Linked DNA regions of Homo sapiens: region 2 is linked to region 1. The links are chromatin loops, found by intact Hi-C in ENCODE. Cell type or tissue: heart left ventricle. All regions are shown on one strand. Each heading gives the region's core, and the rest is flanking DNA. Links, peaks and the distances in the headings are about the cores only. Region 1 has its middle 38 kb from the start of KRTAP19-8. Region 2 holds the start of KRTAP21-2 (keratin associated protein 21-2).

Evidence for each region. A loop is a pair of places that touch in the nucleus more often than their neighbours do. Peaks named below come from ENCODE experiments on the same cell type or tissue, not always from the same donor. Only the 100,000 strongest peaks of a DNase experiment are listed, where the experiment ranks them.
Region 2: it touches region 1 in a loop (2.1-fold over the local background); 2 of 110 quality-filtered maps call a loop at or near these places.

What each region holds. Positions count from the first base shown.
Region 1 is chr21:31,068,011-31,085,265 of GRCh38, forward strand. No RefSeq gene overlaps it. Among named protein-coding and RNA genes, the nearest start is that of KRTAP19-8, 38 kb to the left of the region's middle. In heart left ventricle, for the core only: no CTCF peak of the experiment used is centred there; no DNase peak of the experiment used is centred there.
Region 2 is chr21:30,734,673-30,751,927 of GRCh38, forward strand. KRTAP21-2 (keratin associated protein 21-2) reads right to left here and starts at 12,587. Exons shown (of 1, transcript NM_181617.3): 1 at 12,122-12,587. The coding sequence starts at 12,530. The coding sequence ends at 12,279. It also overlaps the pseudogene KRTAP21-4P. RefSeq lists enhancers at 7,050-7,550, 7,551-8,051. In heart left ventricle, for the core only: no CTCF peak of the experiment used is centred there; no DNase peak of the experiment used is centred there.

The sequences.
Region 1 (17,255 bases), core at 6,008-8,507:
CTTTATTACTATGATAAATCCCTTATTCTATAAAACTCGTAATGGTTCTGCTGTCTTTATTGTACCATGACTGATACAATATATTACCATTTTGTGCAAAAGAAATTGTGCTAACATTCTCAGCATAGGCAGTAAAGCACTCACACTGTAAAATGGTTCTCATTTCTTGTCCCATTCATCCGCTCATTCATTCACTGAGGAAACATTTGCTGAATACCTACCATCGGCCAGGTGCTGTTCTAAGACAGCAGACTTAAAATACACAAAGGGCTGTGATGTGAATATGATCAGCATCTAGAACTATAACCACTGAAGGGAAATTGCCAGGAGGAGATTTCAGTTCAATATTAAGAACTTTCTGACAATTAAAACTGCCTCAAAGGAATGGCCTCTCTGTTCTAAGGTAGTAAAGGCCTAGTACTACAGAAATTACCTAGCAACTTACTTACTTACTTCTGACACATCAGAAGCCCTGATGCATCAGTTAGCAGAGTTTGAATATTCACCAGGTTCAATTTTATATTTATATTTGATGATTCCAATATATTATATGCTATCTGTGAGATTTTGAGACTCTATATTCTGTCTGTATTCTAAGGTGACTATGAGATATAGTAGGATTATATAGTAGTCTCAGAATAATACCAAAAAGGGAAGAGAACAGGTGTCTTTTGTTTACCATATGCCAGGCAATATTCATTAGTTGTTTTATAATCCTCCCAAAACTCTAAAAAGTAAGTGTTATTATCCCCTCTCTATGGATAAAGACACTGAAATTCAGCAAGTTATAGTGACTTATCCAAACATCTCAGCCACCAATCAGAAGAAACTGAAAACTTTCTGACCCCAAACCTATGTTTTTTCTTATGCTGTATCACCCTCAAGTTTCAGCATTTTTATGTAAGAATTAGTATGGGTCGGGCACAGTGGCTCACGCCTGTAATCCCAGCACTTTGGAAGTCCCAGTCAGGTGGATCACCTGAGGTCAGGAGTTCAAGACCAGCCTGACCAACACGGAGAAACCCCATCTCTATTAAAAATACAAAATTAGCCAAGCATGGTGGCGCATCCCTGTAATCCCAGCTACTCGGGAGGCGGAGGTTGCGGTGAGCCGAGATCGTGCCATTGCTCTCCAGCCTGGGCAACAAGAGTGAAACTCTGTCTCAAAAAAAAAAAAAAAAGAATATGATTACTATTCATAATTATTGTAAGATTATTAACTTTCACATAATAAAGCATAATTCCCCATTTTTCAGGTCAAATCTTAATGCATGCATATTTCAATATATCTTAGAATATATATTGTATTAAATATATTAAGACAATAACACTACATCATTTGTCAAATGTTTTGTATGTTCCAACCACTCCAAAGTGCTTTACATTCTCAATTCATCCTCACAGGAGTCCTGCAAATGGAGATATTTTTTAGCCTTATCCTACAGATAAGAACAATGAAAATCAAAGAGGCTAAGACATGTTTCTAAAGTTGATCAGCAACTAGAAAGTGGCAAGGCTGGAATTCCAATTTTGTTCTGGTTGACTTTGAAGCTCCTTTTCCATGTTCTGGGTACCCTGGCTTACTCTCTCCCTTGGGCTGGGGCGGGGATGGTAGATTTTTCTTACCATATTTTGCAAGATGACTTGCTCTTTCTCCTATATCTTCCAAGATTATTTGCTGCCTTCTCCCTCTGGTTGTCTCCTTAAACAGCTTCTTGTTTATTTCTATAACAGTTTCTACTTTCAGCCCCATTTAAAATAAAAATTAGGAAGACTCACCCCATCAAGCCATTTCAATATGTGGAATTGGTTGAGCAAATAAAAAAAATTTGAGAATACTGAAGTTGCCATGGATGACATATTACTACCATTCGTTGTAATTTAGGTGTTGTAAGCTTTTTTTGTTTTTTCCACTTTGCTCAATCAAGCACTCCTAACTTGATGGTCTTGCTTCTAGCTATGATTCAAATCCACGGAGGATTTCATTTTGACTTTAAACTATAGCTGATTTGCTGTAGGAGATGCTTAAGACAACCAGAGATATAAATTGCCTCATCTACCGCCAAGGGAAAAATGATTGTATCTTGTAATATGAACCTCAGGATAGGGACGAGCTTGTTGGCTATATACTCCTGTTACCAACATCAGCTACAAAGAAGAAAAATAGAATTGAGGAGAAGATCATTTGTTTTCAGCTCATTACAGGGAAAGGAAAACTACGTTAGTATATATGATTCATACATAAAGAGGAACATATACATAAACACACAGTGGGAGAGAAGCAAGCTAGCATTTATTAAGTCTTAATATATACCAAGAGCTTCAGGTATCTTAAACAACCCTAAGAGATTTGGTTATTTCCATATTATGAAGGAAAGAATTGCAAAAACAAAAAAATCTGAGTTTATAAACCCCTCCTAAAGTCCAGATTTTCTGTACCATATTCTATTGACTTTATGTACAATCTTACATAAATTCCTCTTAGAAATTCTGAGATCGTTGTATATCACTTACCTTTAATATTTCAGAATGAAAATAAAGTCATGAATCTCTAAACGGGACTTCAGATTCATCTGCAGCCTCTACCAATTGTTCCCTCTTCTTTAGTTTTTCTTACCCTGTTTACAAGTGCCCCTATGTTTAAGTCTTGACAAAAATTGTTTGGAAGCTTTGATGTTTATATTGAAAGTGCATAGAAAAAAAATTTGTTTCTCCCACTTAGAAAGCATTAGAAAACTTCTAGCTACCTGGAGATGACATCTATTGTTATGAGGAGCCCAAAGCCCATCTCACTTGATTTGGGGGCAACATCTTGCCCTCCTGTGGAAAATCACCCTCCTCCTCGCTGGTGGTGTTGATGGAGTTGTCATTTAGGATGCCTCCCCTTTCCTGATTCAGGGGCAATAAACTAGGTCGGATTCTCCCTGTCCCCAACAAGGATTCAAATATCGTGCAGCAAACTTCAAAGACAGAAAACATTTGTAGCAGATTTATCCCAAAAGTGATGCTCACAGACACTGTCCATTATTCTCCTCACTCTGCCCACATGCTTGTCCCACTTATTGCTTATTTATTTATCTTTTTCTTTGGTTCTGTGTGCTATCCCATATCCTCCCATTACATTCCTTTATTTTTCTCTCCCTGTTATTAGCTAGAGGTAGCTTCTGTTGCCAGCAACCAAAGTGCCTGAGCTGACCATCCAACCATTGATAGGATACGTAGAGCCCCAGTTAGACATTTACAAGTCACTGCCTGGGACAAATTGTGACACTGGGCTCCCTGGGTCTCTCTTTCCTGGATGCTTGTGTCTCCTTCCACCTGTGTTTACAGGATGTGCACTTTCATTATCAATTTGCCGTGGTCAGCTAATCCCTTCTGAGATGATAATGCATGATAATAGCTAAAGCTGCATCACCAAAAGAGATTTTATTTCAGTAGGAAGCACAAGAAAACTAGAAAATGTGGCCGGGTGCAGTGGCTCATGCCTGTAATTTCAGAACTTTGGGAGGCCAACGTGGGTGGATCACTTGAGATCAGAAGTTTGAGACCAGCCTAGGCAACATGGTAAAACCCTGTCTCTACCGAAAAAAAATACAAAAATTAGCCGGATGTGGTGGCACACACCTGTAGTCCAAGCTACTCGGGAAGCTGAGGCACCATAATCGCTTGAACCCAGAAGGCGCAGGTTGCAGTGAGCCAAGATCCCCCCACTGCACTCCAGCCTAGATTACAGAGTGAAACCCTGTCTTAAACAAAAACAAACAAACAAAAAAGTAGAAAATGTGGCAGACACAGAAGAGTGAGACACTAATCGTGGAATTCCACATATGCTAAGAAAAGATGTACAATAAGTCATCCTGTGTAAACAGTGTCTTCCAAGACTCTCCACAATTCATGGAATTTCCCACTCAAGGACTCTGTGTCAATTTTTAATGAACCAGTTACTGAACATTGTACCTAAGACCATGACAACTTATGCTCAGCCATTCCATGCTCTTCCATACCCAGTGCAGACAAATTTATTGGGGTTTAATTCAAAATGTGCAAAAAAGAAAAATTTGCAAATTGTTTTTAAAAAGGTACCATCTACTCTCACTATTAGGAGCAAGTTTTACTACAGATTGCTCAAATAATAAATTCCTGGGATTGAGGCCCGTCTACATTACCTTGTGGTGCTTCTTTTTCTCTGTACACACTCACAGCGTAATCAGAGTAAACTACTGCAATGCATACCATCTTGCAGATGTTTCATTATGTTCTTCTATGAGATAGGCTTCTTAACCAAGGACAAGAGAAATTGTCAATTAATACCTGTCTCATTTAATCTGCAGGTGAATAGAGGGCTCAGACAGCTGTGTCTCCTCAGGGGCTTCTAATTAAAAAGGATTAAGAATATATATCCCTGCCGAGTTTCCCAGATTTCTCAATACAATCACTTTCACTCCAAGAACGTTGGCTACAGCACTATCCTATAAATAAATACCAGTCATATTTTGAGAAAGACTCAAATCAGATAACTAGAATTGCAAGCATGAAGTCAGTTCTAAATAGGTTCTGGACCCTAAACACTACAGATTCCTACTTTCCACTTTATCCCAGGCCCCTACCTGGAAAACGCTCCCTCCCCTCTGTTCAATTAAATCGTCCATGTCCTTTGAGGCACATGTCATTCCCTCCATGAAAGGTTCTGTGACCCACTGACCTCATGGTACATCCCTCTCCTGGGACCCATGAATCCCCTGAAATTGCAAGAGTCTCTTGAGGCACTTAGCATAGCTGGTCACACACTCTGACCTCGAGGCAAATCCCAAGGCTTCTCTCCTCCTGTTTAGACAATCTATAAAAAATATCCTTGGACCCTGCCAGATGGTCCGGGGATATTTTGAAGAACAGAGGTACAATTAGGGCACAGAGCTGACAGGGCACAGGAAGAAGATGTTTAGCTGGAGGAATAAAAATGAGGTGAATAGTCTGTTTTTAAAAAGATTTAAAAGGATTTTCTTCTCTTGTGTGTGGCGTAGGCTATAAGTAAAATTTATCAGGTCAAGATCAGCATTTGGTGTAACCTTGATCTACCTCTAGTCTAAGTCTAAATTTACAGGGATACAGAGAGCCCTTGAAGCTGGGCATGATTCAGACTAGCAGCAGGGTTGGAGTCTCCAGAGAAACTAGGTCCATAGGTAATAAAGAATTCCTTACACCTGCAGGGTTCTGTACATGGCATCTATCTAGGATAGAGGCTGGAAGCTGAAGGGAGATTCAGGGAGTCCTGGGTTCTGCTTCTGGCCGAATCCCATCCTATTAAAAATCATACACCACCTTGTAGAGTTAGTTGTCTATTTTAAACTCTTTCTAATTTTACTAATAGATTGGAAACCCCTTGAAGAGAATTATCTCCCTAGCAACCATTTATCATGCCTTCCACATAATAAATGTAAAGTGCTCAATGGTTTAAATTAGAAATGACTTCTTAGTGAAAAAAAAAAATCACATGGAGAAAAAGAAATATCCTAACCAAAATATCCTGCCCAACAAGTAAAACAGGCAATTTAATACAGCTATGCACAGTAGAACTCGCTAGAATAATTGCTTCCCAGACTGCAGGCTCCAAGGGGAAAGAATCACCTTTGTGCCCGCCACAGAGGAGATCAACAAATAACTATACTTAACTAATTAACTACAAGTAACTCAAAAGTTGTATTTCAACACCCCCCATATTAGTTTTCTATTGCTACTGCAACAAATTACCACAAACTTAGTGGCTTAAACTGACACAGAATTATTGTCCTATAGTTCTGTAAGTCTAAAGTCTAACTGGACTAAAATCTAGGTGTCAGGAGGGCTAGGTGTCTAGGTGTAGGGCTAAGTTCATTCTGAAGGCTGGAGGGGAGAATCTGGTTCCTGGCCTTTCTCAACTCCTAAAGGTGGCCTGCATTCATTGGCTCATAGCCCCTCCCTCCATCTTCAAAGCCAGCAGGGTAGCATCTTCAAATCTCTCTCTGTGACTCAGACACTTTTGCCTCCCTCTTAATAAGGACAATTGTGATTACAGGCAACCACAGTAATCCAATAAAGCTTCCCATCTCAAGACCCTTAACTTAATCTCATCTGCAAACTCCCTTTTGCCATGTTAGGTAACATATTTGCAGATTTCAGGAATTAGGATGTGGACATTTGGGGGCCATTGTTCTACCTACCACCACTCCCCCACCACAAACACACACACACACACACACACACACACACACAAACACACAAATGACTATGTGGCAATGTCAGACATTTGTGAAGCTCCCCAGTGCTGATAGAGGATTTTTAGAATTTTTCACATTGCTCCCATCAGAGAGATAAAAACAGAGCAAAGGAAAGATGCCACTACCCCCACCTTCCAGGGGAGAGCGGGTACATGTCTTCTCCTCTGTGGCCAGCCTCTCCCTTGACTTCTTACACTGCGGCTGCAACTACAAAGTTCATCGCCAACTGAAATGTATTAATCAAATAATTTTTATATGTGATAGGTGGTTATGGGAACCTCTTTTATAAAGGAAACGAAGTTAAAACCAGAGGATCACTTAAAATTGGGGTGTACCCACGTTTATTTTGTCAAGCTCCAGCATCTGTAATCCCAGATATTTGGGAGGCTGAGGCAGGAGGACTGCTTGAGCCCAGGAGTTTGAGGCTGCAGTGAGCTATGATCATGCCACTGCACTCCAGCCTGGGCCACAGAGGAACACTCTGTCTCTAAAAATGAAAAAGAATATTTTATCAAGCTCAGCATCCTGAATCCCACTCAGAAGGCTACTGCCCCCATGATTCCTTAGGGCTTTAGCCTCAGAGTGAAGCAATGTGGGAGCCTTCCCTAGAAAAATCAAATTTCTATGATTTGGTTTTTGAACAAAATAAGTAACAGAGGAGAAGAAAGAAAAACAGAGAAGACCAGAGGAGAAGAGGAAATGAGAGGGAAAGGAAAGGGAGGAGAGGAGGAAAAAGAGAGATGGTAGATAAAAATTTTCAGGGCATGCTTCCTTAGGAAGCAAAAACTTAGGCAACGCTTGCATCCGGTTTTCCTGAGGAGTGCAACACACTGGAATCTGGAGTGGAGGAAAGGACAGTAGAGTGGCAAAACATAGCAAATAGAAGGGTATCCTCTCCCAGCTGGGCACATCTTCAAAATCAAGTATATCGTGCCTATCACATGGACAGCCTCCAGATGCTACCCGGAAACTAGAACCACATGGGGAGGGAAGGAGAGCAATTGATCTGTAGGCTTGTTCTTGTCTCCCATTCTCATCAGTCCAAGTTCATATAAGTTGTGTTACCTGGTCGCTCTGGGAAGCCATTGGGAAACCAGACATCACTCCCTGAACACAGTCTTTATCTCAGTTCTAAAGGAGTAGGAAGGCCAGAGCCCTGTGAGCCTGGTCTTAGCTAACTCCAAGTTCAAACTCAACTGATCCACTGTCTCTAGGGATGCCTTTGCAGGACAGACCTTGATGGAAGCATGGGACCTCAAACCCCCCTGGTCTGTCTTTAGCTACTACATTCAAGGCCCCAGGAACTTAGTTAAGACAATTCATCCCCAGGGAAACTAGCTGGGCTTCCATCTTGCTTCTTCTTGGCCACAGGACCAAGACTCTATCACTTTAGTGCTGGATATGCTGTGGTTCTACATCCATGAGCACAGTGGAGGTCACAACAGCCACATTGCATAGTCACAGTGAGCTCTGTGATGTGTAGGAAGTGAGCCAGGGGCACAGCTGCCCAGAGAGCCCTTGCCACAGAGGAAGTTATGGTTCAAGACTTATGGGAAAGAAAAGATGTAACATGGGGCACTGAGAGGCACATAAAATTGGACCCGATACCAAACCCAAGCACACAGTAACTTGTACATAACACCAAATTATGCCATGGCGATGAAGTGCTTTGAATTTCAGTGGGAAAAAAATCTCCCAAAGCTGAGGGGACAACGACAGCATCAGAGAAGCAGCAGCTCTCAAGCTAAGCTATGAGGGAGAGCTTGTAATAAGTAATTCCCAAAGATGGAGGTTGCGTAATCACGCTGTAATCACATAAGTGCATCAGGTGCTGTCCTAGAAACTTTCCATTAAATAGTCCATTTAATCAACCGCTCTGTCTGGGAGAGTTAAGGATGTCATTCCCATTCAACTAATAAGGAAGCTGACAATACAGTTTAGTGGAGGTCATTCAAAGTAGCAAAAAGAGCTAAAGATGTGGAAGAGTTGACGGCTCATTAAGGAGAAAAGAAAAATATATTTTTAAGGGGTAGATAACCCCCAGACCCAGGAGGGTCTTCAGAGCTGGGCTGTCGAGTTGGAACATTATTTGGTGACAATGAGGCAAGCAGGGAAGGGTTATCTACTGAGGAATGACTTGTGTATAAAGTTTCAGAAGATAATCCTGCTGGTGGCATGAAGAACGAAGGCAGAGACCAATGGAAAGATAATCAGACTTCTGTCTTCCATGTAGAAGACAGAGGCCCTGGTGACCCTGAAAACTTGAAAGTTGACAAGATGGCAGGAAGGGTGAAGACAACCCCGGGGCTCTTCCACGAGCATATCACAGGTGGCCCAGTGCAACTGAGGGGAACTACATTCCCTATTTGTCCTTCTGCACTGATTGTGCAAAGCTCTCACCATGAGACCTGGCTCACCCAAAGGCTATAGACTAGTGTGAAACTTTCAACTCGCTGTGACTCTCCCAAAGACAGAGTGCATGAGGGCTCAGGACCAGCCCTGCCTTAATCCTCACATATCCTTTGTAGTCGCAGAATCATATCACTTGGCACTTCCATTTCCAAGCAGTTCTAGAACTTTCCAGGTGCACTTGCTAATTATCACAGACCACCGGGTGCTGGGAGAAGCAGCTACGGTGATCACAGCCATGAGCAGAGCACAGTTGGGCCCAAAACTAGTGGCTGCATGAAAATGAAATGCAGAAGACCTGTTTCTTTGCAATATGTTATTATATTCACCAGATAAACATGAAGCTCATGAATTATCTTTCATTCGGTAAGATTAGCAACTCTTAGGAAATGATTTCCTACCTGGGATGAGAAAAAATCTAATTTATTATAAATGAAATATGCAACCCTATATGCAAACACTTATAGGAGATGGGTTTGTATGAGCTTTGTGCTGTTACAGAAAGCTAAATTTCCCTGGAGACTCTGAAAAGGTTATCACACGTGGTTTCTTACTGTCAGCCTATGGGCGAGGCAGGGTCTGTGAGGAATGGTCTCAAGCAACAGCCTCTCTTAGGAGCCAGTAAACTGCACTCTCTGGAGTCTGCTCCCCACCTGCCCTCATGCCCTTCTTCCCCTCCTCAGCAATCACAGTTCCAAATCAGTTCCTCTCACTTCCTTCAAGTCTTGCCCCTCACCTCCATTTGAGAATTCAAAGTAGAGTTTAGATCTTTTACAGGTCTGCTGGAGAAATTGGCTCTGAAAACATGACTTAAATTAGAGCTTAAGCAACCAGAGAAAAATATTCAAGACCTAGAGAGAATTTCAGGAGAACATTTATACATATCCTGTTATAGTATAATAGGTGGAATGGTGGTCCCCAAAAATAGGGTCACGTGTGGTGGCTCATGCCAGTAGTCCCAGCATTTTAGGAAGCCAACGTGAGAGGATCATTTGAGCCCAGGAATTCAAGACCAACCTGGGCAACACAGCAAGACCCCATCTCTACAAAAAAAAAAAAAAAACTAGCTGAATGTGATGCTGCATGCTTATAGTACTAGCTGCTAGGGAGGCTGAGGCAGGAGGATCTCTTGAGCCCAAAAGTTCGAGCCTACACTGAGCTATGGTCACACCACTGCACTCCAGCTTGGGTGACAGAGGGAAACCGTGTCTCAAAAAAATGAATAAAAATGAAAAAGATACGTTCCCATCCTAATTCCCAAAACCTTTAAATGTTAATTTATTGGGGAGAAGTATGTTTGCAGTTGTGATTAAGAATCTTGAGATAAGATGATCCTGGATAATTAGGTGGGCCCTAACTTCAATGACAAGTGTCCTTATAAACAAAGGGCAAAGGGAAATTTGAGACAGAAGAGGGGAAGACACAGAGAATAGGAGGAAGCAATGTAACCATGGAGGTGGAGATTGGAGAGATGCAACCACACACCCAAGAATGCCGACAGCAACCAGAAGCCAGAGGGGCAATGGATGGAATATCTTCTGGAGCCTCTAGAAGGAGTATAGCCCTGACCCTGACAACAACCCCATTTCAGACTCCTGGCCTCCAGAACTCTGAGAGAATAAGTTTCTGTTTTAAGCTACATAATTTGTGATAATTTGTGACAGAAACCACAGAAGACAAATACACCTGGTTTTAAGCAGACAACTTAAACCATTGTTAATCATTTCTTCTTCCACTGCCTGCCGTGCCATATACACAGGCCTATACACATTAACAACACTACCGCCAATACCATCATCTTCTGAAAAGTTTTATTTGCATGTCGCTCTGCAGATAATAACCCTTCAGTGCCAGCAGAAGACTCAGTATGGGATTCTTGTTGAAATTGGTGGGAAGAGAGGACTGGGGATTAGTGGGAGCTGTCGGGAGCTACCTTGAGACCACAGAGGGACATCAGGCTGAGATCAGAATCAGCACAGAAAAGAGCAGAACTGAAAACAGAGACATCAAGGCAACACCCCAAAACACCCCTGGAACCCCCGAGCTTTTCAGTTAAGTGAGATAATATGTCCTTGCTTTATTAATTTGAGTTTATTGACCTTTTTTTCACTTGCAACTGACTTGATTCAGGACACAAAGCAACGCAGACCCCAAGAACATAAGCAATGCCTGAGGTTTTCTGTGAGAACAGCCTGAAAGCCAGTATCTATTTGAGTGATGACTCTCATCGGTTTTTGGTTTTAAAGTTAGTCCAAGAGAAAGTGAAAGAACAAATCAAAACATGAATTTTATCTGTGGTTCAGTTTTCTATGATATCTCCCCACCCAGTCCTGGCTACTGTGGCTTTGAGTCACCCATCTTTTCAGTTCAAAGTTGGTAATTCAATCTTGCCTCCTATCAGCATCTCTAGCCAATCCTCCAGCCTTCAGGGAAATGGTGCACAAAGTAATAGCTTTGTTGACATGGGAAAAGAGGAGCAGAACGTACCAAACATGACGTTAACTAGGTAAAGACATTGCTTCATGTCCTGCTGGAAACAATGGTCAAGTTACATTCCTCTTATCTGGAGCCAGAATCCGTCCAAGCTGTTAGCAAAGATACTCAATGTTTGTGATATGTATGGCACTTTATAGCTTATGAAGTGCTTTCTTTTTACATTTATTTTTATTTTTCAATAAAAATGGGGTCTCACTATGTTGCCAAAGCTGGTCTCGAATTCCTGGGCTCAAGCAATCCTCCCACCTCAGCCTCCCAAAGTGCTGGGATGACAGGCCTGAGCCATCGCTCATAGCCAAAATGCTTTCTCATCTATTTTCTCATTTAATTTTCTCTACCTCCAGCCTTCTAATGATAGGCAAGGACAGAATGGTACCCTGGCCTGCTGCAGATGAGGAAACTGAGGCTCAGTAAAGTTGAGTGGTTTGTTCTAGGCCAAAGAGCTAGTGACTCTAAAAACAAGACCCATGCAATCATGATGTAACAATGAATCTAAGGAATACTTCCTTTGCCTCAATAAGAACAATGAAGCTTTGCATCCCCTCCACTATCTCCCAAGTCACTAAACAAAGGCCTGGGTAGGCTTTTCTTTTTTGACTTGGCTGACTACTGTGGTAGATGAAGAAAGAAATAAGTCTATTGCATGATTCCAGAGCTGAGAAAGCCCTATGTCCCCAACTACCTCCTCCCCACCCCAGCTCCCACTACATCTGAAACTGGAGCAAGAGAGCCTTTTATTCCACCATTAGAGATGGACTGAAAAAAAAAAAAAAACTGTGTAACATCAAGCAGGAATTCACCATTAACTGTGAAATCACCCCACAATCATCCCTTTCACCTACATTTCCAATGACTTCTCACCAGCCTTCCATTTTACTCTTCCATCACCCCCTGCCCCCAAATGCAAGGCTTCCTAAGAGCAGACTTGAATGTGAGTGAGGGCAGCAATGAAAACTGCAGGGCACTGGGCATTGGGAGTATGTGTGTGTACAGGGGTGGACAGCCAGGGTAGAGAGAGGTGGGCTGGGAAAAAGGAGGGAATAATCCAGGTACCCTTTACTGCACCAGCTGCCACTTACACGTCATCTTATTTGATGCTGATGACCCAGCTCCTTTATGGAAGGCATTATTTCCTTCCCTGTGTAAATGAAGAAATCAAAGCTCTGGAAAGTAAAATAAGTTGCTCAGTTCAAGAGAAAATGACCAACATGACTATGTATGCACGATTACGTAAGAGAAGACTGTGATGCCCACCTTGCTAGGAGACTGTGTCTCCTTTGGTGGCTTTGAAGAAGCAAGTTGCCATGTTGTGAACTGTCTATGGAGTGGGCACGTGTCAGTGGCCCTTGGCTGATAGTAAGAAACTGAAGCCCACAATTCAACAGCCTGCCAGGAACTGAATTCTGCCAATAATCATGCATCCTTGGAAGCAAATCCTTCCCCCGTTGAGCCTTAGATGAGACCATAGTCCTGGTCAACACCTTGATTGCGGTTTTACAGAGGATCCAGCTAAGCCATGCCTGGACTCCTGTCCCATAGAGTTTATGAAATGTGTTAGTGTTTTCTTGGCATGATAGAAGAAGCTGAAAAGATACGTATCAGACAATACAGGAAGATAAGCATAGGAAGTGAATTTTCACCAAGGACTACTCAATTCTACAGTATTCCCCTGGCTTTTTGGCTCTTGCTTGCTTTTATAAAATCTGTCCCACTTGTTTCTTTTCTTGCAACAATAATAACAGTCCATGATCATTAATCAATTTCCCTTCATTTTAAGCCAACACAGTTGTGGTAAAACAATGTTTTGCAGTTGAAGGTGTACAAAGTTTGCAACCGTTTAAAACACCCTTCATGAGACTAAACCAAAATGGCCAAGGCCCCCTTTACCTGTGCATTTTCTAAAAACAAATCATCTTTAGAAGGGCAGCCTGATTAGAGCCTACACATGCCTCTCTCCTCCTGCCACTGCATCATCAGATCGGTTCTATGATGCTTCAATCATAGTTCTCAGACCTGATGGACCATCAAAATCACCTTAAAAGCCTGAGAGAGGCCAGGCGCGGTGACTCATGCCTGTAATCCCAGCACTTCGGGAGGCCAAGGTGGGCAGATCACAAGGTCGGGAGATCGAGACCATCCTAGCTAACATGGTGAAATCTGTCTCTACTAAAAATACAAAAAATTAGCTGGGCGTGGTGGCAGGAGCCTGTAGTCCCAGCTACTCAGGAGGCTGAGGCAGGAGAATGGCGTGAACCCGGGAGGCGGAGCTTGCAGTGAGCGGAGATCGCACCACTGAACTCCAGCCTGGGCAACAAAAAAAAAGCCTGAGAGAAAAACACAGATTCCAAGTTTAATGAGACTGCTATACAGCAGTGGTTCTCAAAGTGTGGTCTCCTGGAACTTGTGGAAATGCAACTTCCCAGGTCTTACCCCAAAACTCCTAAAACAGACACTCTCGGGGTAGAGCCAGCAATCTGCAATTCTGAGACTCACTCATATTTGAGAACCTCTGTGGTGTGGAATATTCACAGCATAGAAAATATAAGCAATAATAGTAATATGGGAGAAAAGGCAGTCTGTAAAGAAATGTATTCAATCTATTTCAATTTTTTAGGGAAAAAACCTCCTAGAAATCTATAAACAAAATATCAAAAGTGGTTATTTTTGGATGACGGTTTTCATTTTTCTTTGTCATCTTCTATACACATAGCTTTTCTAAAATAGGTATGTATTACTTTCAAAATCAAAACAAGTTAAAAGAAAAACAGAACTGTGAGATTGAAAGGCAATTAATTTAAAGTATACGGCACAAAATTTACCATTTTGAATATTGCATTAAGATATTCAAAAATTTTTTCCCTTTTCATTTCACACAGAAATGCGGAATAATTTTCCTTACCCCTATAATAATAGTGGAAGATAGGGCAAGGGGAAAAATGATGAGTTGCTTTGACTTCATAGAAATGCAAATTTCTCTCGTGAATTCACAGGTTAAAAACTGGAGAATCTGGCTGACGACTATTGTAATTGTGGTCTCTGTGTCTTCAGTGAAATCCTCAAGGTAATTTTTGTCAGTTTCTGCTCCATGTCATTTATCATTACTGACAATCTACTTCAATAGGTAAAATCAAAACTTAAAGGAATAGACCGGCCGGGAGCAGTGGCTCACACCTGTAATCCCAGCACTTTGGGAGGCCAAGGCGGATAGCTCACCTGAGGTCAGGAGTTCGAGACTAGCCTGACCAACATGGTGAAACCTCGTCTCTACTAAAAACACACACACACAAAAAAGCTGGGGGTGGTGGCATGCCTGTAGTCCCAGCTACTTCGGAGACTGACGCACGAGAATCACTTGAACCCGGGAGACAGTGGTTGCAGTGAGGGGAGATCGCACCACTGCACTCCAGCCTGGGCGACACAGTGAGACTCTGTCTCAAAAAAAAAAAAAAGAAAAGAAAAAAAGAACAATAGAACATAGGTCTGGCTGCATTTCTCAACTTTAATGTGCTCAGCAATTGCCTAGAAATCTCCCCAAGTATCTAGGGATCTCGTTCTAATACAGATTCTGATCTAGCAGGTGTGGGGTGGTAACCAAGATGCTGCATTTCCAACAAGCTCCCAGGAATGCCAAACGCCCATGCTGTTGGCCCTCAGACCGCCCTTTGAATGGAGCCCACATGAAGGTTTCAAGCCCATCTTGTTGAGTGGTTTTCAGCCTATAACACCAGGTGAATGGTTTGCTCATGTCTTTTGAACGGGCTGCACAGTCCCTGTTCCCTGAAGGAGCGTCGGCAAAACAGCCACCAGTGGAGATCTATTACCTCGGAAGCACCTTCCCCCAACAGTCCCCTCTCAGGCTATCCACTTACATTTTGTGTCCCAAATTGGTTCCTTCCAGTGGGTTGTCTCGCTGACTTCAAGAATGAAGCTGCAGACCCTCGCGGTGAGTGTTACAGTTCTTAAAGATGGTGCATCCGGAGTTTGTTCCTTCAGATGTTCAGATGTGTCCCGAGTTTCTTCCTCCCAGTGGGTTCATCCTCTCGCTGACTTCAGGAGTGAAGCTGCAGACCCTCACGGTGAGTGTTACAGCTCTTAAAAGTAGTGCTGACCCAAAGACCCAAAGAGTGAGCAGCAGCAAGACTTACTGACAAGAGCGAAAATGCAAAGCTTCCACAAGGTGGAAGGGAACCCGAGTGGGTTGCAGCCGCTGGCTAGGATAGCCAGCTTTTATTCCCTTATTTGGCCCCACCCACATCCTGCTGATTGGTCCATTTTACAGAGCGCTGATCGGTCTGTTTTTACAGAGTGCTGATTGGTGCATTTACAAACCTTTAGCTAGACATAAAGCACTTATTGGTGCGTTTTTACAGAGTGCTGATTGGTGCGTTTACAAACCTTTAGCTAGACACAGAGTGCCCACTGGTGTTTACAATCCTTTAGCTAGACAGAAAAGTTCTCCAAGTCCCCACCCGACCCAGAGGCCCAGCCAGCTTCACCTCTCAATTTTACTTATGGCAGGCTTATCTTTCCAACTCGTTTGTAAATATATACTACAAAGGCAGGAAAATGGGCCCACGATAGTGTTTTTCACAAAAAGTAGTTTCTGACATTGGTTAATGAGTCACAGTGAAAAATGGAAGATGCTAATCTTCCAAAAAGCATAGGCCAGGCACGGGGTGGGGGTCATGCCTGTAATCCCAGCACTTTGGGAGGCCAACGTGGGAGGATCACTTGGGCCCAAAAGTTTGAGACCAGCCTGGGCAACACAGCAAGATTCAATCTCTACTAAAATAAAAAAAAAATAGGCATATGCCTGTAGTCCCAGCTACTCAGGAGGTGAAGGCAGGAGGATCACTTGAGCCTGGGAGTTCAAAGTTGCAGTGAACTATGATCCCTATCTCCAAAAATAAATAAATAAATAAAAGGCATAATTATAAGTTGGCAGAAATAATTATATAATAAATTTTTTTTTTTTGGAGACAGTCTCTCGCTCTGTTGCCCATGCTGGAGTGCAGTGGCACGATCTCAGCTCACTGCAACCTCTGCCTCCATGGTTCAAGAGATTCTCCTGCCTCACCGTCCAAGTAGCTAGGACTACAGGCACATGCCACCACGCCCAGCTAATTTATTGTATTTTTAGTAGAGACGGGGTTTCACCATGTTAGCCAGGATGGTCTCGATCTCCTGACCTTGTGATCCGCCCGCCTCAGCCTCCCAAAGTGCTGGGATTACAGGTGTGAGCCACTGCGCCCAGCCTGTAATAATTAATATGGTGATATCTGTCTTTACAACAATCCCACCCATGAGGTTGGTGATATTTGTATCCTATTTTTCGAGATGAGAAAATGGAAGGACAAAGAATTTTAAAAGCTTGCCCACTTACTGGTAGAGGTAGCAAAGCCAGGACTTGAACCCAGGAAGTCAGGCCCTCCAAAGTCTTCTATCATTTTATTTACTTGCCTTTTTTCCCCATTCCTGTTCAACTAATGGCTATGATTTGTGTCAAAGGTCTTTTCAGAACCAAAAGAAAAGAAAAGACAATATTGTATTAACTGATATTCTGTCTACTTTTACTGTCAGGTGAGACAGTTGCTTGGAATAGTGAATCAGAATCTGAACGTGGTGCTTCTAAGACAATAAAGACAGGGAGAATCCTAAGCTGGCATTCAAAAAAACGTCGCAGATCACATCATTCCACATCTCATTGTGTAATCTGGACAGCTGAACCCTCAACAGATTCAGGGACTAGTTCAAGGTCACACACGCAGCGAAAAATGTAGTTGAAACCAATTTAGTAGGAGGGCCCCTACCAACCTCCTCTTGTTAGTTTGAATAGCCTGCATGAGAAGGAAAAGCAGCAGTAATATCAATTAGAAACAGGAAAGCTCATCTGCCTCCTAACTCCCTAAAGATCTTTCGGGCCCTTTAAAAAAAGGTAGTGTCCAAGACACAAATACCAAGTCCACTGAAGGTCTCACTAACCAAATTGTGTGATGAGGCATTTCTGCAGATGAATATTTTTTTGGAGCTCTAAATCATCTCATCCTTAAATTAAATAATTCTTCCCCCCCCACCCCCCCGCCTCCACAAGGTAAT
Region 2 (17,255 bases), core at 8,816-11,315, 330 kb before region 1:
AACTATATATAAGAAGATGAAGTCAAATATACAGAATGTGTTGGAATTCACAATCTGGGATAAAAATAACTGGCACCTTAGGTCACTAGATAGTCTATAGCCAGAGCAACTAGAACTGTATGGACGTCAAGAGAAGACTCCTACCCCACAGACTCAACAGGAGCCAGAGGCATCACTTTCACCAGCACTGCACAAGCACGCTGGTTGGTTTCCACACCTCTCTGCCAGCAACAACCGTAAAAACTGTTACCTGTCTGATGATAAATAAAATTAAAATAGTATGGATTTTTTTATTTTGAATTTTCCTAACTACGAGTGGATTTGAATATCTTAATATGTTTGGACTATTGTACTTCTCTTACATAGAATGTCTACTTATAATCATCTGCCTATTTTTCTATTGAGTTATATAACTTTCTATATATTAAGACATTAATATTCCTGTATTATCCCCATTCGTCTCTGGGTTTCTGTTCATGATAGAGGTCTCCATTGTGTGTGTGTATATGGACGTGTGTGTGTATAATGTGTGTGCATTTGTGACTGTGTTGTGTGTGGATGTGTATGTGTACTCCCTTGGTTTTTCTTTTTTGCAGAGGGCTTTTTTAATTTTCATTTTGCTTTGTTTGTTTTTTCACTTCACTTTTTATACTTAAACTGTTAATATTTCTGCAATACTTTTTACAGATAGTTTAACTGAAGATCCACTTTTATTGTTTTCTAGATGGACGGTCAGTTGTATTGGCACTATTTCTCAAATAATTTTTTTTCACCATGTTGTACTATGAAGTTTACCTTATGTTATATTCTCAAAAGTACTCAGATGTGTTTCTAAATTCTTGTTTATATTCCTTTTTATTTTTCTATTCTTAAACCAAAACAATATTCTCATTTCTCATGAGAGAAAATTTTCCCTTGAGTCCTGATAATGTATTTTATGCACATTTTGAATAATTTTATTGAATAAAGAATCCAGTAGATGTCTTAATTTACGTATCAATTTAGAAGATTTAAATTTTATGATAGATCTTTCCGGTCAAGATTACATCTGCATTTCCATTTCTTCAGCTTTTTATTTTCTTTCATAAGATATTCTATTATAGTATTGTGCAAATTGAATAAGTCTTTGAAACTTTCTTTCTAGCTTTTCCTGAGCATTGTATAGTTATAGCACATTATCAGAATCATCTCCATTTCTAAATGTAGGTAAGCAGAAAATCTTTTTAAACTTATTTTTCTGGTGTTCATACATCTTACAAATTTTCTGATTAATTTTGCTATATTTGTTTTACTTTAATAGCTTGAGTTTTCTTTGCACACAAAGATATAATCAAAAAGATCATTTCTTTTTTCCAATGTTTTTGCCTATTATTTTATTTTCTTCTCTCTTTGCACTTGATAATGATGTTGGCAGCTGCTAACCCTGTCTGCTTCTTAATAATAACTAAAATTGCTTTATTATTTGGCTGAAGTAGATAAAAACATGCTGCTTTTGCTATTTGGTTAAAATCCTTTATTATATTTAAACAATTTTCTTCTATTGTATTTTATTTCAAATATTTCAAGGTAAGAATTATTTAACTCTATCAAAGACTTTTTCTCACCTAAATATGCAATCTGAGCCAATATTTGAAGCTTACATGTCACTTACAATCTTCAGAATTTTGAAAAAGGATGGCACATATCAATTTTCAGAAAACAGCTATTGTTGTTATGAAGATTTTCACTTTAATCAAGGATATCTGTGTTTTGTTTGCCACATAATATTAATCTTAGAAAAATGTGTGCATTTCTGCAGTAGAAATCTACTCATCTCAAAACATGTCCTCAATGACAAATTTTCATGATAAATTTGTAATAGTGTTGCAATGTCTAATTGCATTGATTTACATCCCAGTCGCATTTTATATCTCTTGATCTTACAGTAAATTTAACATTCTGATTACTGGTACTGCTTCTCCTGTCTTCAGAATATCCCAAGTAGTAATTTTCAGACTTATTTTCAAATCCTTGCTTGTCAGCATTTGCCACAATTAGAATATTGCAAATATTTAAGGAATACTGTTTTGTTTTTTGTTTTTTTCTATTTTGGAGCCCTTCTTTCATTTTAGTTACAATTATTTCCCAATGAAAATTCATTTCCCTTGCCTCATGCCAAGATTGCAAAAATTAGTTTTCCTAAATTGGTTGTTCTACTTTCAGGATTTAATGTCTTTATAGAAAATTTTAATTCAAAACTAAACTTAAATATGTTATGATTTTTCATAGCATTTTTCATTACTATAAAACTTTTTAGGTTCTTTTTAGTCCCATTAAGTATGGTTACTTCCCCTACGAAATATAGTGACTGAAGTGCTATCCCAGCTTCTCACTATGGATCCCAGGCAACTTTCTATAGCTTGTCTGTAATCAAGTTTCTGATAGCCACTAGTCTTTGCATCTTTAAAAACTACATTACATTTCTCACTCTCAGACTAATTTACGATTTTTTTTGGCGGGGGTAGGAACGGAGTTTCGCTTTTGTTGCCCAGGCTGGAGTGCAATGGCGCCATGTTGGCTCACTGCAACCTCCACCTCCCAGGTTCAAGCAATCTTCCACCTCAGCCTCTCAGGCAGCTGGGATTACAGGCACCCGCCACCATGCCTGGCTAATTTTTGTATTTTCAGTAGAGACAGGGTTTCATCATGTTGGTCAGGCTGGTCTCGAACTCCTGATATCAGGTGATCCACCTGCCTTTGCCTCCCAAAGTGCTGGGATTACAGGTGTGAGCCACCACTCCCAGCCTGCAAATGTTTATAAAGTGGAAAATCTTTTGAAATTAGAGAGACCTGTGTCAGAATCCTGGCTCCACCATTTATAAACTGAACAAACATAAGAAACGTTCTTCAACTAATTGAGCATCAACTAAAAATGTGTGTGATAATATGTACCCCAATCATTTGTTCAATTTCTATTAATTGAACGTTAATGAAGAAAACAAATACAAATCCTGAGAAAAATATCTTAATGTTAAACTAACTGCAATGTGATGAAAGCATTTTATACGATAAATTATTGCTGAGACCACTGCATCAATTCACTGGACCTGTAATCATAACATATATTCAATTCCACAATTATGGAAAGTGTGTATCTGCTACTTGAAAACATTTGGTTGGAAAACATTTTATTATTTTAAATGGAAAACAATTCAGATCCTTATTTCAAATTTTGATATCACTGAAAAGATTAGTATCGTAGGAAAAGAGATCATGTTGGAGAGTATGACTATTTTGCTTATATTCATAATTTTAGATGTTACATCTGGAGATTTAAGAAAATATAAACGTTAATTATAGAACATCTATCACTAATTACAGGGAATATGTCTTAGAGAGCCCTGTGCATAAATGTATTAATTAGTCTCTTAAAACCCTGATTACTGCTTTCCCTTTGCAGCCTCCCATAGAGCAAAGAAATTCATTATAATGAAGAGATCTTACAAAAATTCACATTATGCAAATTGCCTTTGGAAATACTATGAAATGTGAACCTCCCAAAAACTTTGAGAAGATATTTTATCCCATGTTATATGTAAGAAAACTGAGTTTTAGGGAGCAATTGTGTTACTAAACCAAAGTAAGAAAAGAAATAAGTAGCAAAGAAATATGCCATTGAGGACATAATCCTGGCAAATGATCATCACCTCAACTGTCCTTGAAGAGTTACCAGAATGAGATGACTGTTTCCCAGGGCAACTGAACTATTACCATATTATATCTCCTAATCTCTCTGCATCCTAGTGTGAGTAGGTTGCTATATCCCTTCAAGAACTGAAACAGACCATATTCATTATAGCATTAATCCATGAACACATTTATGAGTTCCTCTGCAATGGCTTTACTAATCTTGTTCCTCTTTTCCCTGCTTTGAGTTGCATTTTCTGTACAGATCCCAGAAATCCAGAAATACTGACTCTAACAGTAGGTAGATGCTTCAAAGCTCACTTTGAACGTGATATACTCCTTCCTAACTCTGCAATAGAATCGAGCATAATTTTTTCTTTTTGGGTCACATTATTCTTATTCATGTTGCCCTGACCCAACCTTCAATTATTTTTATTATAGAATCACTAAATTACAAAGTAGAAGTGAATAATGTGAATGAATTAATTAAGCCCAAGTTTTGAATGCACATATTTACTCAGACTTTTCTAACTGAAGATGCAAATTCTTCAACAACTTCAGGATAGAAATGTTTACAAGACAGCCTATTCCAATTTCACACTATTCTAGCCTTTAAGAACAAGTTTCTTTGTTTTTTGCTTTTTTTTTTTTTTTTTTTTTTTGAGACAGGATCTCACTCTGTTGCCCAGGCTGGCGTGCAGTCGTGCGATCATGGCTCACTGCAACCTCAACCTCCCAAGCTCAAGTGACCCACCCACCTCAGCCTCCTGAATAGCTGGGACTACAGGTGTGCACCATCATGCCTGGCTAATCCTTGCATTTTTTTCATAAACATGATATTTTGCAGAAAAAACAATTTATCTTGTAAAATTTATTTGTCTTTAAATTCTACCCATTGAATCTTGTGGTCTTCAGTGGAAACACAAAGCAGAATAAACCTAATTTTCTGTCTCACACATACACACAAGAAGTCTTTGAAAAATGCCAAACAACTTAAACATAAAACAAGCATGAAACAGAGTACAGAGATAAACTCATTTACAAGCAATAACGGAGAATAGAGGTGGCAACACCAACCAATGACAAAGGGTTTAGTAGGTGGTGTTAAAGAAGCTGGCTTAATTCAGTGAAAAGGGAAACTGGAGCACCGCATATAAAGGTAGGCTCCAGCTGGACTAATGATCTGAGTGTGAAGTGTAAAACTTTAAAAATAATAAAAGAAAATGTAGCATATCTTTGACATAAAAATAAGGTAGATCTTCTCAAAAAATAACAAATCATAGATTTAAAATGTTTGTTCAATTATGCACGATATGAGCAAAAATAAATGATAGTTTTGGCGATATTTGCAGTGTCTAAAAATGACAAGGAAATTTATCAAGAATATACAATGAAGTCCTACAAATCAGTAAGAAAAAGACAGAAATCTCAATGGAAAAATGGGCAAAGGATATGGAAGAGAAACCACAAAGGTTAACACATACTGGAAGAAATGAAAATGTTCAAACCCGTTAGTAATCAGAGATATGCAAATTAAAACAGCAAGATAACTTTTTACTTCTCAAAAAAACATTAAAAGGTGATATAAAACAATATTGGCACATGTTTGAGGACATATAAGCTGCAATTTGGCAGTTTGGACTGATGCAGACATCCTGGAGACTAACCTGATGGTACTTACTAAAATAAAATATAAACACATCATTTGTCTCAGCAATTTACATTTTGGATTGATTCTCATAGAAGCCCATGGAGGACATGTTCATTGCACCAGTGCTGTGCTGAAGAGGCTGGGTGTGATTTAAGTGTGCATCCCTGAGATACTGAATGGACAAAATCTTGTGTATTAACCACATGGAGTACCAACCAACAATTAGAAATGATAGTTTAAATCTACACATAATAGCATAAATGAGACTTTCAACACAAATAGCACTGAGAGAGAAAAGGTCTTCAGAGGATATAAAATAACACCATTTACATAGATTTAAAATATTTAATAAAATGACCGACTTTCTTGGGACTTTGAAAACATGAATAAGGATGGTTGCATATGAGATAAATTGCAATATGGCTATAAATGAGAGATGAAGGTGGAAACCAAAAAGAAATAAAAGAGAATAAATAAATTATTATGTTAGCAAAATATTAAAACACATAAAGATCCATGCGTGTTCAAACAATAACATTATATGAATAGGGGAGTATATTAATCCTCTACATTTCAAGAAAAAAATTAGTGAAGACATCAGTTGTGCACCTGCCCTAACTAAAATTGATGTAAGGACATATATTAATTTACCTAAGATTTTGCTTGCTCAGCCTTTTGTCCTTTCCTCTTGATCCCCAAGACCTATAAAATTTGGGCACACATTCTTGGCTGACTAGCACAACCCCAGTCCACAACCCCCTTTTTTTTTTCATTACACCCATCTTCAGATAAGAGTGGCCGCAGAACACATGTGTCCAAACAGGGCAGTCAAAAGTCTTCCAGGAAGTGTTCACCTTCCCCACAATGAAGGAAAAAAGTTTTAAAAGGCCTGATGTTCATCATTTATCCTTAGTCGTGCAGGATGTTGGTCATACACAGCAACCACTTTGAAACCATGAGTATGAAAGTCACACAGCAGGAGTGGGGAGTGGGAAGACAAAAGGGTCCTGATGTTTTCTGACTTCCTTGAGCATTTGTAGTAGTCTTATCTGCTTGGTGCAATATTTCTTGTTTTATGTATTTTGAAAGCTATTAACATTAAATTAATAATGTTGCCTCTTAATTCCCGTGACTTAAGCCCAGGACAGCCAGTCATTTCAGGACTAGTGCATTAACCTCGTAAGTAGATTCCTTTTCTCACTAATCTCCTTATTTTAGTCCTTTGGTCATGCATATTATAATATTTTAGTGTGATGTTTGTGTTTGTGTTTAGATATGAATGTAAATAATTAACATACAAAGAATTTAGAAAATACGTAAAACAGCCAATATTTGGATTCAACCAATAAAATATTATCTTATTTTAAGTTGCCATCACCCATCTTGTAAGGAAGCCACAAACCCTGAAACTAATGCTGATTCTGACATGAGACCAGTTTTCCTACTGAACAAGGCTTTTTATTAAGAAACTTCCATTTTTATTCCCTTGTAGTATGCACCAATTACGTGGCCCTCCTGTGCTTTTTCAGAAATCCACAATACAAAGACAGAGAAGATGATGTAAAAATTTACAATGGAAAATTAATCAGAATAAAATCTTCTGTCTTCAGTGATGTGATGGAACTACTCAGTCTCCATCCACTGCAAACAGCTTCTTGTATGTTCATTCAGATAGTTAGTGGACCATAGTTAATCTTTACTTAGATGTGAAGATAATGGGTAGGGGAGATTTCAACTGGACTTGATCTTGGAGAGGTCATCATTAAGGCAAGGATCATCTGTGGTGATGATTAGCAGCAAGAGGAATAGCATCTTCTGTAGCAAAATGGTCGACAGCCCCAGCAGCCAGAGCTGTATTTACAGCCGTAGGGAGAGCCGAATCCATATCCAGAGCCATATCCACAGCCATAGCCAGAGGCAGAGCCATATCCACAGCCATAGCCACAGCCAGTTCCATATCCAGAGCCATATTGACAGCCGGAGCCATATCTACAGCCAGAGCCATATCCACAACCATAGCCACAGCCAGTTCCATATCCACAGCCATAGCCAGAGCCAGAGCCATATCCACAACCATAGCCAGAGCCAGAGCCATATCCACAACCATAGCCACAGCCAGTTCCATATCCACAGCCATAGCCAGAGCCAGAGCCATATCCACAGCCATAGCCAGAGCCAGAGCCATATCCATAACCATAGCCACAGTCAGATCCATATCCAGAGCCGTATTGACAGCCAGAGCCATATCCACAGCCATAGCCAGAGCCAGAGCCATATCCACAGCCATAGCCAGAGCCATATCCACAGCCATAGCCAGAGCCAGAGCCATATCCATAGCCATAGCCACAGCCAGATCCATATCCAGAGCCGTATTGATAGCCAGAGCCATATCCAGAGCCAGAGCCAGAGCCATAGCCATAGCCATAGCCAGAGCCATAGCCATAGCCAGAGCCAGAGCCATATCCATAGCCATAGCCACAGCCAGAGCCATATCCATAGCCATAGCCACAGCCATAGCCATATCCATAACCATAGCCAGAGCCATATCCACAACCATATCCAGAACCACAATCATATCCACAGACAGAACCCCAGGCAGAGCCATATCTGCATATGTCCTCTTAGATCTGCCTTTGCTGCATCCCAACGTTTTGGTATGTTATGCTTTTATTTTCGTTTGTTTCAAGATATCTTTAGTTTTCCTTTCTTTTTATTCTTGACTCATTTGTTGTTTATGATGATGTTGTTTAGTTTTCATATATCTGCACATTTTCCAAAATTCCTTCCATTATTGATTTGTTGATTCAAACCATTGTGGTTGGAAAAGATACTTAATATAATCACAGTCTTCCTAAATATATTAAGACCTGTTTTGAAACACATTTCAAAACAACAAAAGAAAACTTAAATATGTTAAGACTTCTTTTGAAGCATGTTTTCTGTGTTTTGAGCAGAATTGTATTCTGCTGCTGTTGGATGAAATGTCCTATATACGCCTATTAGGTCCATTTGCTCTAAAGTATAGTTCAGATCTAATGGTTACTTACCTATTTTCTATCTGAATAATCTGTTCATTGATGAAAGAATAATAATAATAATAGTATAATAAAATACAATAATAAAATAATAGTAATATTACATTGTAAATGTCTCTTCAACTATATTAATATTTGCTTTACATTTTTAGGTGTTTGACATTGGGTACATATGTGTTTATAATTGTTATGTCTTCTTGATGAGTTAATCCATTTACCATTATATACTGACTTTCTTTTCCTTGTTTTACAGTTTTTTTTAATTCAAAGTCTAATTTATTTGATATATGTATATGGTCTTTTTTTGTTTCAATTTGCATGGAATACCTTTTTCCATCCTTGTTCTTTCAATCTATATGTGTCCTTAAAAGCAACGTGAGTTTCTTGTAGGCAACATTTAGTTGGGTCTTTGTTTATATATATACGGATATATATATATATGAATATATATACGAATATATATATATGAATATATATACGAATATATATACGAATATATATACGAATATATATACGTATATATATACGTATATATACACGAATATATATACGTATATATACGAATATATACGTATATATATACGAATATATACGAACATATATACGAACATATATACGAACATATATATGAACATATATATATGAACGTATATATGAATATATATATATGAACGTATGTATGAATATATATATGAACGTATGTATGAATGTATATATGAATATATATATGAATGTATATATGAATATATATATGAATATATATATGAATATATATATGAGCATTTTCTTGTTTTCTGGGTGTTTTGTAGATCTTTTCTTTCCTCCTCTCTGCTGTCTTCCATTGTAATTAGATAACGTTTTTCTACTGATATATGCATTCCACAGTGAGTACTTCCTGGGATCCCTTCAATAACTGAAATAGATCCCACACATTATTGCAGTAATATCTTACCACTCTAATGAGCGCTTCTGCAAGGGTATTACTAATCTGTTGTCTTTCTTTCTCCTGCTTTGGAAACCATTTTCTGCATGGACTCCCAGAAATCATTTAAAACTTGATCTAACAGTAGGTTAGCCTCAAAACTCATGTGAAACCTTACATTCTTCTTCCTAACTCTATAATAAAATTGAGTATTATTTCTTGGCATTATAGGCCATATCATTCTTATCCAGCTTGCCTACAACTAACATTCAATGATCCTTTACATATACAATCACAGAATTTCAAAGTAGAAGTGAATGATGTGGATAATTTAATTAGGTCCACGTTCAGAGTGCAGAATTACTCAGAATTTTCTAGGGGGTGGAGATACAAATTATTCAATAACTTCAGGATAGGGATGCTAACAAGACAACTTATTCCATCTTCATACTGTGTTAGCCATTTGAAAAGTGTCTTATTTTTTTAAGTCTTCCTGTCTTTAAATTCTATCCATTGGACCTAGTTGTCTTCAGTGAAAAAACAAACCAGAATAAACCTAATTCTGTATCACACATATACCTTCCCTGCAAAACCTTTTAAAAATGCTAAGAAATATAAACATAAATCAAGCATAGTACAAAGTCCAGAGACCAACTCTTGTATATGTGATAAAATCATAGACTAACGATGGTCACCACCAATCAGTTACAAATGGTGAGCTGTTTAGTAGGTGGTGCTGGAGAATCTAGCTTAATATAATGAAAAATGAAACTGGACCACCATATATAGAGGTGGACTCCAGGTGGATTAATGATCAAAGAGTGAAATGTAAAAATTTTCAATTGACAGATGTAGAATATCAATGAAATAAAGATAATATGTATCATCTTTTAAATAACTAAAAAGTCAGAAATTACAGTTTGCAATGTGGTGCAATTATGCACACTATTAACAAAAATAAACAAATGACAGTTTGTGAGATTTTTCCAGTGTCAAAAATAACAAGGGAATTTTATTAGGATTATACAATAAATGCCTACAAATCAATAAGAAAGAGACAGACACTTCTGTTTAGAAAATGAGCAAAGGATGTGGAAGAGAAAACATTAAGGATAACACATATGGAAAGAAAATTGTTCACACCCATTAATAATAAGAGATACATAAATTAAAACAGCAAGATGATATCTTTGTCACTGTGCAAACAAGCAACATTAGCATGTTAGAGTAAACAAATATTGTTACATATGTGAGGACAGATTTTGGGATTGACTTTCATAGAAGCCCATAAGGGTCACGTGTTCATTGCAGCAATGTTGTGCTGAAGAAGAGCTGGGTGTGATTATGTGTGCATCACCGAGATAGCAAAAGGCAAAATCTTGTGTATTAGCCACGTGAAGTATCATATGGCAATGAGAAATAATAGTCTAAATGTACACGTAGTAGCATAAATGAATCATTCACTGCAATTGTGCTGAAAGAAAAGGGGTTTTAAAAAATATATATAATAATACAATTTAAATAGGTTGAAAATATATAGTAGAATGGCCAACTTTTGGGGGATACTGACAAGATGAAAAGGGGTATTGCATATAAAATAATAAATAACAAGGTGTTTATGAATGAGAGATGAGTGTGAGAATGGAAATAAAAGATAAATGTAAGAGAATAAATAAATTACTCTGTTAGACAAAAAAAAATAGAAAAAGGGAAAAGAGCTATGTGTGGACAAACAGTAATATGATATAAATAGGACAGTATATTAAGCTCAAACCTCTACACTTGAAGGAAAAAAATGAGTGAAGTCATAAATTGTACCCCTTCCCAAACTCAAATTGCTGTAGGAACATATGGCCATTTACCTGAGGTTTTGCTTCCTCAGTCTTTTGTCCTTTCCTCTTGATCCCAAAGACCTACATACTTTGGGCACACATGATTGCTGACTAGCAGAACCCCTGAACACCTTTTTGTTCTTTACACACCTTTAGCTAAGAGTGGTCACAGTACACATGTGTACAAACAAGGGCAGTCAAAATTCTTCCAGGAAGAGTGTCCCTTCCCAAATAAGAGGACAAAGTTTTAAAAGACCTGATGCTCTTCATCATTTGTCCTTACTTGTGCAGAATGTTGGTCATACACAGCAACCACTTTAAAACCATGAGTATGAAAGTCACACAGAAAGGGTGGGGAGTGGGAACATAAAAGAGCCCTGATCCTTTCTCACCATCTTGAGCACTTGTAGGAGACTTATCTGCTTAGTCTAAGATTTCTTGTTTTACATATTTCAAAAGCTATTAACATTAAATTAATATTGTTGCCTCTTAATTACCTTGACTTAAGCTCAAACAAGATAGTCATTGCTGAACTAGTGCATTAACCTCATGAGTAGATCCCCTGTCTCATTCTTGGTTCTATTCTAATTCTTTTTTCATGCATATTTTAAAATTTTGAGCTTAATATTTGTGTTCATGTTTAAATAAAAATGTAAAGAGTTAACATACAAGGAATTAAGAAATATGTAAAACACAAGTATTTGGATTCAACCAATAAAATAACGTTGTCTTATTTAAAGTTGTGGTCACACAGCTTTTGAGGAAGCCACAAAACCTCAAATTAAGGAGACATTAAGGAGACCAGACTTCTTAGTGAGTAAGGCCTTTTATTAAGAAAATTCTATTTTTTTTCCATTTTAGTATGCTCCAATTATATAGTCCTCTTGTGTTTCAGCAAATAGTCATGGCACAAAGATTCAGAAAAAGATGTAAGAGCTTACATTAGAAAATTACACTAGAAAATTAATCAGAATAAAATCTCCTCTCTTCAGCGATGTGATGAAACTACTCAGTCTCCATCCACTGCCAACAGCTTCTCTTATATGCATTCAGATAGTCAGGTGACCATAGTCAACCTTTACTTAGATGTGAAGATAATGGGTAGGGGAGATTTCAATTGAACTTGATCTTGGAGAGGTCATTGCAAAGCCAAGGATGACCTGTAGTGATGATTAGTAGCAAGAGGAATAGCATCTTCTGTAGCAAAGTGGTCGGTAGCCACAGCAGCTAGAGCTGTATCCACAGCCATATCCACAGCCAGAGCCGTATCCACAGCCATAGCCACAGCCAGTTCCATAGCCAGAGCCATATCTACAGCCAGAGCCGTATCCACAGCCATAGCCACAACCATATCCACAGCCGGAACTCCAGCCAGAGCCATATCCACAGCCCCCACAGCAGTTTCTGTAGTAGTTGCAACACATGATTTCAGGAGGTTAGATTTCAGTTGAGGTGTAGGAGGATATTTCTGAAGTGTGACTGTCCTCTACTCTTCTAAGACCTTTATATACTTCCAGGGATGCATGGGTCATCCTCACATGGGCTCTATTTGCTCATTTTATAATCATCTGCCTAAAATGAGCTCATTCTGTGTACATCTACTTTCTTTGGAATTCATAATTTGCTTATGACTTCCCTAGGAATATTTTTATGCCTGAAAAGAAAACAAATATACAAGTTCTAAACACACAAGCTTATACAACCATAATTTTGTTTTCCATAGTTTCATTTCATAGCCATGACATAACACATCACCAAAATATGTTTGACCTATAAATGTATGTTTATCTTTCTGTTCTTGTAAGGTCTTGAGAATTATCTATTTAATAAGGAGTTCTCACTGCTCTTAATACCATCATCATCATCATTTCTTCTTATTCTTTCCTAATACCTTGGTGTTCTTTTCTTATCATAGTCACTAAAAATTACTAAATCATGGTTTTTGGACAAAGAATTGGGTATTTCCACGTGCTACCTCAACTTCTTGAAACCCTCTCCTTCTCTCTGAAGAAAAGTTTGACCATTCCCCCCTTTTCTAGGCAGTCTATGACCTTCTCTTGCTTGAAAAAAAAATTTTTGTTAAACGTCTGACAGGTCAGTTATGTAATATGTGTCATTTAAAATTTATAGAATAAACTTTTGATTTTTCCATTTAAAGTGAGGGGAATTCCTTGGTTCACAACTTTGTTGTTGATGTCCAGTTGTTAAATTCTGTTCTTAAACACAGGTTTGTTTGTGTTTAAGAACCGAATTAACAATTGGATATCCATAATAATTGGACCACTCTGATGTTTATGCTGTACATCGGTGCTTTCTACTGAATAATAATTTCCAGCATATCCTGGACCCAAAACTGAGGTGGAGCTTCATTGGATATCCTTAACCCACACTGCTGATACCTTCTACTGCCCTTCTGTGCCACACCCAAAAATGCAGGAGCTCTGTTTCCTCCTGCAATGTCCCTGCTGCATCCTCTCCTGAGAAAACTTGAAGCCATGCTCACAGTGAAGGAGAAATACTTAAAGGAATCCCATCTATCAGCACAGAGAATATACTGAAGGATGAATTAGATGCTGAGGGGCCACAAATTGATAATCAGTACAATGTCCTCCATGTTCCAGAGGCTCTGTAGTAGAAATAGCTTTCCCTGGAAAACAGATTGGTTAATTTCCTGACTGAGTCTTTTCCTAATTATATGACCATGGAAAATGTCCTCAACTTAGATGAACCTCAGTTTCTGCAACTGCCAAATGGGAATAAAAATAATTACTTTTATTTAAAATTTTATTAAGAGGCCTACAGAAAATACACAGGCAATATAAGTAGTGTAGCAATGACCCTGATACATGGTGGAGACAAAACTTTTTCTTTCTTTTCCCCTTTTCTTTTGCCCAAATATAAGCATTCCTAAACAGTAACAGCTTTTCAAATTTCTGTATATACTTGTATTGATCTATTTGTTGTACTAAAATTTTGAGATTTGAATTTTAATTTTGCTATTTTTAAAGTATGTGATATACATATGTGTAAATATACATATGTCAAGTAATGTTTTCGTAATAAACTTTCAAAAGTGAGCAAATGCTCTCAGAAAATGAACTTCCATGTAATTGACCTCAGTTTACCTTGCCTGAAGCATTTTATACAATAATGTTTTGTAAAAATACAGAATCAAGGAACACATCACAGGGCTACCAAAACAGTGTGGTAGTGGTATAAATATAGATAAATAGATCATTGAAAAAGAAGAGAGAACCCGGAAATAAAGCCATATTATTTATAGCCAGCTGTTCTTTGACTAAGTCAACACGAACATACATTGGGGAAAGGATATCCTCTTCAATAAATGATGCTGGGAAAATTGGATTGCTATATGCAGACGAATGAAACTGGACCCCATCTCTCACCATATACAAAAATCAACTCGAGATGTATTAAAGACTGCAATGTAAGACCTGAAACAATAAAAATACTGGAAGAAACCCTAGGGAAAACTCTTCTGAACACTGGTCAAGGCAAAGAATTCATGACAAATACTTCAAAAGTATGCAATGAAAACAAAAATAGATGAATGGGACTTAATTAAACTAAAAAGCTTCTTCACAGCAAAAGAAATAATTAACAGAGTGAACAGACAACCTGAAGAATGGGAGAAAATATTTGCAAACTATGCATCTGACAGGGGACTAACATTCAGAATGTACAAGAAACTCAAACACTTAAACAACAAAAAAAACCACAAATAATTTCATGAAAAAAGTGGACAAAGAACATGAATAGACATTTTCCAAAGCAGACATCCCCTTTTAATTTTTGAGTCACACTTACATTTATTACTTCATTGATTCTTATAAAAACAATGTAAAGTAAGTTGTGTTTTTTATTATTTTCCAGCTTTATTGAGGTATCAGGGACAAAGATAATCATATGAGCTTAAGTTATACAATATGATGATTTGATATACATATTTACTGAGAAATGATTGACACAATCAAGTAAGTTACCACAATAATCACATAATTAGCATTTTGGTTTTGTTTTATGGTGAGAACAATTAAGATCTCCCCTTAGCAAATTTCGAGTATACAATAGAGTATCGTTAACTATAGTTAGTTACCGTGTGGTAAATTGTATCTCCAGAACTTATTCTTCTTGTAACTGAAGATTTGTACCCTTAAACTAACATCTTCCCATTTCTTCCACCTCCCAACCCCTTGGCAACCACCATTCCACATTCTGTTTTTTGAGTTCTACATTTTAGATTCCACATATAAGTAAGATTACTCAGCATTTGTCTTTCTCTGGCTGACTTGTCACTTAGCATAATGCCTTCCATGTTTATCCATGCTGTTGTCAATGGCAGGATTTCTTTCCTTTTTATAATATTTCATTACAAATATACACCACAATTTATTTTTTCATTCACTCATTAGTGAACAGTTAGGTTGTTTCCATGTTTTGGCTATTGTAAATAGTGCTGCAACAAACATGGGAATGCATATATCTCTTTGAGCTACTGATTTTGTATCTTTGACATATAAACCCAGAAGTAGGGCTAGATCGTGTGGTAGTTCTAATTTTCATTTTTTAAGGAACCTCCATATTGTTATCCATAATGGCTGTATGAATTTATGTTCCCATCAAAAACAGTGCACAAATGTTTCTTTTATTGCACTTCCTCGCCAACACTTGTTATCTCTTATCTTTTTTATAATACCCATCACACCAGGTATGAGGTGATAGCTCACTGTGATTTTGATTTGCATTTCTCTGATGATTATTGATGTAAAGCAACTTTCATGTACCTAATGGTTTTTGTTTTTACACACGTCGCAGATGTGAAAACAGAAGCCACAGGTAGTTGTCACTTGCCCAAGGACTCTCAGCTGTTTAGTGGTAGAGTCAAATCGATTTAACTCCTGCAAGAATATTAAAGCTCAGGAAGGACCCATAAATTATTTTTTCCTTTAGTTTTTCAAATGGAAAATATGCACTTCATTTGACTAAAATTGCCAATATTTTGCCACTTTTGTCTTACACCTCTATCATCTGGATTTTCTTTCTTTGTGATCTTTACAATCCTAGCCAAAATGCCTAAAACTCTATACCATCTTCTAGTACTTTCATAATTTAACCTTCATGTGCAGAACTTTAATCAATGTGGAATTTCTTATGTGTATAGTGTGAGGTAGGTATTTATATCATTGTATCTAAACAGATGGGAGATTGATCAATCCCATTGCTGTGATTTAAATGTTTGCCCCCTTCAAAATTCATGTTGCAACTTAATTGCCATTGTGAAGGTATTGGGAGGTAGGACCATTATGAGGTGTTTAGGTCTTGAAGGCTCCACCCTCATAAATGGACTAACACCATTATCACAGGAGCAAGTCTGTTATTGCGGGAATGGGTTCACCCCGTCTTGCTCTCTCTCTTGCCCTCTCTTGGTCTTTCACCATGTGATGCCTTTTGCCATGTTTTGATGCAGCAGGAAGACTCTCACCACTTTGATGCTGGATTTTCCAGCCACCAGAACTATGAGCTAATAAATTTCTGTTTATCATAAATTACCCAGTCTCGGGTATTCTGTTGCAGCAGCATAAAACAAACTAAGACACACATTTACTGAATAAACTATCCCAGATGGAAAATTTGTCTACACAGGGACTTTGCTCCTCCCCTGAATTCTGCAGCACTGGCAACTGTGGTCCTATTGCCTCAGGCTGATCTACTCCTTATACCTGGATAACATGGTTAGACTTCCTAATCTTTGCTAGTGGCCTAACATGACTTCTCTTTCTAGCCAGTGTCCTTACCTGGCCAGTTGGTTATGATTGGCCCTCTAGGACAACACTCTACAATAGAAATATACCATGAAACACATTGAGAAATTTAAATTTTCCAATGTCCACATTTTAAAAAGATAAAAAGAAACAGGTGAATTAATTTTATACCATATTGTATTCACCCTAATGTCTCAAAATATTATCATTTAATATATAACAAATAATTTAAATGTATTTGATACTTTCATTCTTTTTTTTCTATTAAGTCTTTGATATCTACTCTGTATTTTACACTTACAGCGCATTTCATTTTGAATTATCCCCATTTTGAGAACTCAACAGCTGGCTAGTAGCACCATATCA